Regions from separate parts of the Homo sapiens genome. Here region 2 is linked to region 1. Evidence: read pairs that join two places in POLR2A ChIA-PET (ENCODE). Cell type or tissue: MCF 10A. All regions are shown on one strand. Each heading gives the region's core, and the rest is flanking DNA. Links, peaks and the distances in the headings are about the cores only. Region 1 holds the start of TRIML2 (tripartite motif family like 2). Region 2 has its middle 11 kb from the start of LINC02434.

Region 1 (4,394 bases), core at 234-4,233:
GCTATAGATCCAAGTTCCTGTAAATTGTGTGAGTTGCAAATACTTTCTCCCTCCTTCCTTGTTTTTGATGCTCTCATCCTTTCTTCTGCTTAGGTCTTTGAAATCCCTGCTGGTTTCCCGTGTCTTAGGTCCCTGAACATGTCCGAGATGACTCCACTGAGTCACCAAAACAAAGAAATTCACCAACTCAAATTTTTCCTTGAGCTCTCAGCAGCAGTTAACATAGCTGACCACACCCTTCTTCCTAGAATGTTTTCTTCTCTCATCTGTCTGCAGCTGACATTCCTCTAACTTGTCTGGTCTTGTTCTCCGTGGCCTTTTCTGGTCCCACATCCTCTGAACCTCTCAATCTTGGGGTGCTTCAAGGTTGAGTTCTGGTCTCCCAGTCCTGGTCTCTCCCTAGGTAATCTTACTCGTTTCTGAAGATTTAAGTTCCATTCTCCGATTTCAATCTCCTGCCCAATTCCCAACATTTTTGCAATAGAATGTCTAAGGAGCACTCAAAATTAACATATCTAAAGCCGCTCAGGATCTCAACCCAGTGGCTCTCTTCCCCCAAACTCATTCCTTTAGAGCCACAGTTTAAGCCTTCCTTTCACCAATTCAACTATTGTTTTCCAAATTTATATTCTGTCCTGCCCTCCTCGTCCATCTCCAGCTCCTCTCTGCTCAACCACCAGAATACTATTTTAAAACCAAAACCAAGTGAGCAGGTTTGTGGTCACTTTCTATGGCATTAGAGTAAGATCGAAGTGGGTAATAACCCCGTCCTATACAATCTGGCCTCCTGCCTTCTTCTGATCTCTCTATAGCTTTCCCCCATCACTGTCAATCTAGCTGCCTCTAATTCATCACAGCCCTTCCCCCTTCCGTGGCCAACAGAGCTCTTCTCTCATATTTTTGCAATTCCAGCTGCCTCTTCTTTCTTCTCTTCAGTTCTCAGCTCAAATGTCTTCCCAAGAGAGACCTTTCCATCACTACTCAATTTGAAATACCTTCCCACTACTCATCTCCTTATTTTATTTTCTTAGTAGCGAAAAGATTTTATCTTTCTATGAACAAGTTTACTTGTGGGTCACTCTCCATCCATAAGAAACTAAGTCCTTGAGATGCCCTGTGTCTACATCTGACATACTCGATGCACAATAAATATTGTAAACGATATTTTATGTTAAACCAGTAAAAATTGAAGGTGTAATGAGAGAGGGACAGAGACTAAATATTTTTACAGAAACAGCAAAGGAAAATTGACGAATTAAGTCCCCAGCATGTTGTCTACCCTTATTTTGTTTTTCCTAATATTTTTCTTCAGGCTTTTTCCTGATAACACACAGATACACACACACACACATAGATTCTAAGATCAAGTTTAGAAATCTAAAGAAACAATTATTAAGAAAATGATCTATAGAGAAAATCTCACTTACTTTCTTTGTAGCAATCCTGGGTATTTCCTTTTTTTTTTTTTTTTTTTTTTTTGAGACAGGGTCTTGCTCTGTCACCCAGGCTGGAATGCAGTGGCGCAATCTCGGCTCACTACAGCCTCGAGCTCCCAGGCTCAAGTGATTCTCCCACCTTGACCTCCTGAGTAGCTGGGATTACAGGCGCTGCACGACCACACCCGGCTAATTTTTGTATTTTTTGTAGAGACGGGGTTTCAGTATTTTTCCCAGGCTGGTCTTGAACTCCTGGGCTCAAGCAATCTGCCTGCTTCAGCCTCCCAAAGTACTGGGATTACAGGAATGAGTCACCACACCGAACCAAGGTATTTCCTTTAGGGAAAAAGCTGGAACAGTGGAGACTGAAGAGATTTTATCTGTTCAATTCCTCCCTCAGCCCCGCCCTCACACCATCAGGAAGGCGTCTGTGAAGTTTCTTATCATATTCACACAATTAATCTCATTAGAACCACCTGAGTTTATTAAAACGCAAGCCTCTTCACAGGGTCTCTGATTCCAGAAATCTACGGTGGGGTCCGTAATTTACATTTTTAATGGACTCCCAGAAAATGCTTAATAGCCCTGACCTTGGTTGGATAAATATCTTGTTTTATCTCCAGTGCCATGTACAGTGCCTAACACCTCTAGCTCCTTAAGGTTTGGGGTTTTCTTTCTTAATGAATCTAGTGTATATTGACAATTTCACAGGAAAGAAGCCTTCGAGCTAACACTCAAGACTGTGTTTGTTCCTTAGTAGAAAATAATGCCTGACTTGTTAGTTTCTAGAACGTTTGCTGGAGAAGTGTTCATTCCAGTATCTGTGGAAAGAAAAACCAAGAGTAGGGATAACTGCCTATGGAATCTGTCACAGATGGGAGGTCAGGGAACAATCCCAGATAATTCATACTTGATATTTGGCTTCAGTGAGGAGGAACTCTTCACAGCTTTCTAAGTTTTATAGTTTTGTCCCCGAGGGTTTTTATTGCATCAGTCAGTCAATCCCCTGCTAATCAAACCAGGGAGTTTTTTTCTTTATGCTGCTGACAGGATAATGAGAATTCTTCTGCTTTGCTTATCTGATCTTTCAGAACCTGGTTCTACCTTATGGAATCTCAATACACCGTTTCTCTTTTTCTTTTTTCTTTCTTTTTTTTTTTTTTTAGATGAGAGTCTCACTCTGTTGCCTAGGCTGGAGTGCGGTGGAGCGATCTCGGCTCACTGCAGCCTCCGCCTCCCAGGTTCAAGCAATTTTCCCACTTCAGCCTCCCGAGTAGCTGGGATTATAGGCGCCCACCACACCCAGCTAATTTTTGTATTTTTAGTGGAGATGGGGTTTCACCATGTTGGCCAGGCTGGTCTCAAACTCCTGACCTCAGGTGACCCACCCTCCTTGGCCTCCAAAAGTTCTGGCCACCGCGCCTGGCCATACACCCTTTCTCTTATCTCAGATGATTACCTACACCCACTCTCTTTTCCAAAACCCAATTCCCCAGCTTTCTTCAAATAGACCACATTTATTCCTGTGCCCCCTCCCCTCCTCAGCCAGTCCATCCTCCTTTACTTCTCTTATTTTTCTAATCCAATCTTCCTTTCTCTTCTAAGCCTGGGTACGGCCAACGTCTGTGAAGATACTCACACATACTTGTTGTCAGATACTCTGTCATTTACTCTCACCATCCCTTGAGCTTTCATAACTCTTGAGCTTACTCATCTTGACAAGAAAACTTTGTAATCTTTGAATCAAATGGAAAATAAACATCAAGCATATTGTCAGGTTTTGAAGTCTCTTAAAGCCTGTTTTAGAGTATTAAATGCTTAAATAAATACTTATTAAAGCCTGTTTTACTATTAAATAAATATTTATTAATAATTAAATTATTAATTCTAGAAGAGTCAATATTTTAAGATAATTCTAAAAACATTACAAAAAAGTGTGCTAAACCCTTATTTACTGTTACATGCCCCACCTGTTGCATGCTCCAACCCCGTGAGGTACATCTGCAGCTGATGAAGTAGATGACGTAGAGATTAAGTCACGGGATTAAGTAATTGACCAAGAGCACTGGGTGCAGAAAATTGAAGATATGGAATTTGAATCGGGTGCCAAATTTCATGATATTTCCTTATTATAATTATTTGTCCTTATTAAATATTAATCAAATGGCTTGACAATTTACAAAAAAGATGCCTCAAATTTGTATGACAATTTATCACGAGATGCTTTCATAGGGCTAGAGTAATCACATTACAAGGAACACAGATCATTTTAAGGTAGTTAGATTTTTCATAGGAAAACTTTTCATTAAAATGAAAATCCTGAAGAAATGTAGTTTTTTTTCACTGTCAAAGAACAAATACAATTATGAATGAGTGAGTCATTGTTCTCCTGAGTCATTTCATGAACTTATAACAGTCGTATCCCAGCCGGGCACTCTGGCTCATGCCTGTATCCCCAGCACTTTGGGTGACCGAGGCGGGTGGATCACTTGAGGTCAGGAGTTCGAGACCAGCCTGGCCAACATGGGAAACCTCATCTCTACTAAAAATACAAAAATTAGCCGGAAATTGCTTGAACCCAGGAGGCGGAAGCTGTAGTGAGCCAAGATCGTGCCACTGCACTCCAGCCTGGGCAACAGAGCAAGACTCGGTCTCAAAAAACCAGGACAAAACAAAAACAGTCCTGTCCCCTTTGTTAGCCACATCACCTTCACCACTCGCCCCAGGCTGGCATACTCTCGGCTTCTGGGTGGGATGAGTATGGCTGGTGCCAAACAAGGCTGTATTTGTTACTTTGGACCAAATCTGCGGCAGGAGACTACCACCTCCTCCCATTCCAGAAAAGAACAGCTGGAGGCGGGGGTGTGCTGGTTGTGGTCCCAGTGTTATCACTCATCTGGAAGGTGTGGCTTCTCTCTGGCTCCTTTTCTCCAAGGCTGCTCCATTAGAAGCAGGGGC
Region 2 (4,394 bases), core at 319-4,318, 61 kb after region 1:
TACACGGGTACATCTTTATTATACAGAGTCCAGGGTTCACACTCGGGTTCACCCTTGGGCTCAATGTGTTTCAAAAGTGCTGCACATTCCTTGGGTTTGACCAGTGTATAATGACATGCATCCACCACTATCGTATTGTACTGAGTCGTTTCTCTGCCCTAAAAATCCTCTGTGCTCTACGTATTCATCCTTCTCTACCTAGTAACCCTTGGCAACCATTGATCTCTGTAATGTCTCCATAGCTTTGCCTTTTCCAAAACACCATATAGTTGGAATCACACAGTATGTCACTGACATTTTTTGGAGCAAGGATTTAGTGACTATTCCTTTCTACTAGGATAGACTGCTTCCTTGCCTACATCTTCTGCTGTGAGACAGCTTCACAGTCATCTCCATTTTGCTCTTAATGTGGGAAGAGTATTCCCATTTCTCACCATCTGTCCAAGAATACCCAGAGATGCCTGACAACTGAAAACAGCTTATGTTTAATAGCTTGATAGGCTACGATCTGATGGCACGACTCCCTAAGGAGGATCTGATCAGATCGCTCATATGAAAATACATTCAGTTCTGCTATTCACTTGTTTTGAAAATGCAAATTTGTTCCAATGCAATTGGTGTATTGGAGAACAATTCAAGCAGAATGAGAATTTCATGTTTGTGTATGCATGATTTCATCCATGAAAAACACTAGGTGAGCAGAGACAACTGCACTTAGCTGAATCCAGCTGCCCAGGAAGGCATAAAACAGTCACACACTCACACACACGCACACGCACAGACACCCCTCAACATCTGCCAGCCACCTCAGTTCACTGACAATGTTATGAGCCACACCCATGCACATTTGGTGTTAACAGCTTTCTGTTTGATTTCCTTTCTTTTCTGTCCCTCCTGATAACTCTCCTTCTACTGCTTCAGAATAACTCATAAGCTATAATCCTTCTGATGCCCACTTCCACAAGCAAACTTCAGATATTTTTCAAGGTACAGTGCCATATTTATTGTAGTATTTATGTATTTCTTAACCATTTAACAAGTGTAAAGCTGTGCTACAGTGTTTATTAGGTTCCTTCTTTTTTAATGTGTCAGCTGACAACGTTTCTAGGTGTTGTGCCCAGGACCCCATAAACCTAGTAGTTTGTTGTTGTGTTTCTTTATTTTTTTAATTAATTAATTAATTTATTTTTGAGACAGAGTCTTGTTCTGTCGCCCGGCTGGACTGCAGTGGCGCGATCTCGGCTCACTGCAACCTCTGGCTCCTGAGTTCAAGCTATTCTCCTGCCTCAGCCTCCCGAGTAGCTGGGACTACAGGTGCATGCCACCATGCCCTGCTAATTTTTTTGTATTTTTAGTAGAGATGGAGTTTTACCATGTTGGCCAGGATGGTCTCTATCTCTTGACCTTGTGATCCGCCCACCTTGGCATCCTAAAGTGCTGGGATTACAGGCATGAGCCACGACACCCAGCCAAACCCAGTAGTTTTTTATTACACAATTCTGTAGATTGCAGCGATTTTTAGGAACACATGTGGCACTCCAGCAGCAGAAATGACTGTGTATGACAGGATGCAAAAATGGAATTCCTTTTCTCTAGGATTCCACTGAGAGTCTAAGATCATTTATGTGTCAACTTCCTCATTTGCAAAGGAGTTAGAAAAAGAATCACTTTTTTATTTACTCTTGCATGGGCAAGTACTAAAGTTGAAGATGGAAATTTATTTGGAAATTGGAGGTGCTAAAGCAAAATATCCAGGAGGCCATTAGCCTGGGGTTGGTTCTGTACCTGGAACACTTACACAGGCAAACCAAAGTTCAACTTGGAAGCATTTCTTGAAACTGATTATTATTATTTTTTTGGGGGGGGGTTGGGAGTGGTGGGGGGGAGACAACAACCAATAATCAGCCAATCAGAAACAGCCAACTAGCAACCAGTCACAACCAACTAGCAACCAATCAGTGAACTAGCAACCATTCACAAACAACCAACTAGCAACCAATCACAAACAGCCAACTAGCAACCAATCACAAACAGCTAAGTAACAACCAGACACCAGCAGCCAACTAATGATTAATTATAAAAAGCCAACCAGCAACCAATCACGAGTAGCAAACCAGTAAGCGGTCACTAACAATCAACTAGTAGTCAATCACAAACGGCCAACTGGGAACCAATCTCAAACACCCAGCCACAAACAGCTAATTAGCAACCAATCACAGGCAGCCAACTAGTACTCTATCACAAGCAGCCAACTAGCAACTGGTCACACACAGCCAACTAGCTGTTAGTTATGTAAGTAGGGACTTTTCACAAGATCATACTCAAATGAGGCCTGGCTGGAGTCAGTTGAGTAATTCCTTTGTTTTCATGGTCAGCCTGCAAAAGCTTGCTGTTCAGTCTGCTGGAGCAGAGCTCTCTGCATCTCTTCTGTGTCTGAGTGCTGCCCGATTGCTGAATGCCTTAATGCTCAAACTCTGTAAAATTTATTTTGTCTAAACTTTTTCCTTTCATGGAAACTTTCTTTGGAAAGAGTAACTTGAGCACCTGGGTCCCTAAATCTCCCTTCTCTGGGAGAAGGATGGGTGTACTGTCCCCTCACATCATGCCTGGTAAGAGGAGCTCCAGGCCCCTGCTACAGCTGACTGTGCGTCCATGGAGCTTGTGGTTACACAGTGGAGCAGTGCCTGCCTCACAGCTGAGAAGAGCCAACAACCCGGCTCCAGTGATCTGAAATACATGACCAACACTAAATTTTGTGTATTTGCCACAACTGCTTGAAAGAATCATTTAGAATGGTGTCACAGGTCCTGAGAATAGAGATGATGACTGAAGAGGGTTGTGGACAAGATGTAAGGACATAAGTAGAGGGCAGAGAGGACACAAGATGCCACGCTCCTGGCTGTGAAGATAGGGTAAGGGACCACAAGCCAAGAAATGCAGGCAGCCTCTAGCGGCCGGAAAAGGCATGGAAACAGCTCCTTCGCTTATCTTCCAGAAGGAATGCAGGACTGCCTACACCTAATCTTAATCGAGTCAAAATAATGTCAGACTTCTGAGACCTCCAGAACTGCGAGATAATAAATTTGTGTTGTTTTAAAACCACAGAAGGCGTGGTGATTTGTTAGCCCAGCTATAGAACACTTAACACGAATCAAGGGTGGAAGCAGAGGAGAAGGGGAAGAAGGGGGAAAGACCTTCAATTCGTCTTGGAAAGTAAGGCTCACAGTCAACTGCACACTGAGTACAAATTTACCTCCAGGGACTGAGGCCAACCTAGCTCAGGACCAGGGCAAAAGCACCTTGAAGTGCTGAGACCAGTCTCATCATATCACCACCAATAGCACAGGGAGGCTCAATTCCAGCAGACACACCCTGTGACTCCATTGATGACACAGTCTGTCTGCAATTGGCAAACTCTTCTTTGTCTGTGAGTAAAATGATGTTGTTTACAAGCAAAGTTGAAAGCATGAAAGATTTTCGATAAACTCCTCAGGGCTCATTACAATTGGAATCAATTTTATGCACTCTGGTTTGGGTAGCATCCTTCTATGATTAGAGGGTGGATGCCAAGCAGCCTATCGTGTTAAAAATAGGAAAAAGACTATAGGATTGTCTAAGCAGAGTGGAAAAACAGGCTGAAAGAGTTCAGTGGGTTTGTGTAACTTTGTCTTGTAACAAAGTCAGCAAGTGAAAAGCTAGGGAAGGTTTTTTCCTCCTCTTCTGCCTCAATTTTCTTTTTTTTTCTGCCTGAATTTGAATATAGATTTCATCTATTTAAACAGAAATACAGTCTATCCTCTTTGTATACTGATCTCTTGTATTCCCCGCTTCTTCACTTTTGTTTCTTCCTCATTACTTACAAGCAGGATGGAAGTCAGGTAGAGCCGACTGCATTCCAAGTCCTTCACTTTCTCTTCGGGTAGCTGGGCCCTGGGTCTGGCATCTTGTGAATGTAAAATGAAGGTTGCCTTTTGTCTGGTCCTTCTTTCGTATAACAGATCATAGTGATTGGCACTCGTCACACACACATTTTTATTCCAGAGTATAGTCTCAGAAAATCCTGCTGAAGGTTCAAGCCAAGAAGACACTTCTATGCCAATTAATCCTAAAACCACCCTTGCATAATTATAAATAATGAGAGAACTCTAACATGACCAACTCCATCTTGCTTTTAACCTTAACTGCTCACTTGTTTTTGTTTTGCTTATTATAGTAGAGAGACCAATAAAACTATGAGAGGAATGTAGTCATAGTTAAACTTGGAGTCAAGGGAAACTGATCCCCTTTCTTGTCTGGAGATTAAAGGTACATTCATAAAACAAAATTAGAATTATGGTAGGGGATTAAACTTCGCTAAGGACTAGGAAGCATTAATGACTTGCCATTGCTTAGTG

The links. Peaks named below come from ENCODE experiments on the same cell type or tissue, not always from the same donor. Only the 100,000 strongest peaks of a DNase experiment are listed, where the experiment ranks them.
Region 2: POLR2A ChIA-PET joins it to region 1 with 5 read pairs; 3 of 35 experiments call an interaction of 5 or more read pairs at or near these places.

What each region holds. Positions count from the first base shown.
Region 1 is chr4:188,107,816-188,112,209 of GRCh38, forward strand. TRIML2 (tripartite motif family like 2) reads right to left here and starts at 1,788. Exons shown (of 8, transcript NM_173553.4): 1 at 1,428-1,788. RefSeq lists enhancers at 1-300, 301-819. In MCF 10A, for the core only: no CTCF peak of the experiment used is centred there; DNase peaks (open chromatin) are centred at 236 and 1,776.
Region 2 is chr4:188,168,394-188,172,787 of GRCh38, forward strand. No RefSeq gene overlaps it. Among named protein-coding and RNA genes, the nearest start is that of LINC02434, 11 kb to the left of the region's middle. In MCF 10A, for the core only: no CTCF peak of the experiment used is centred there; no DNase peak of the experiment used is centred there.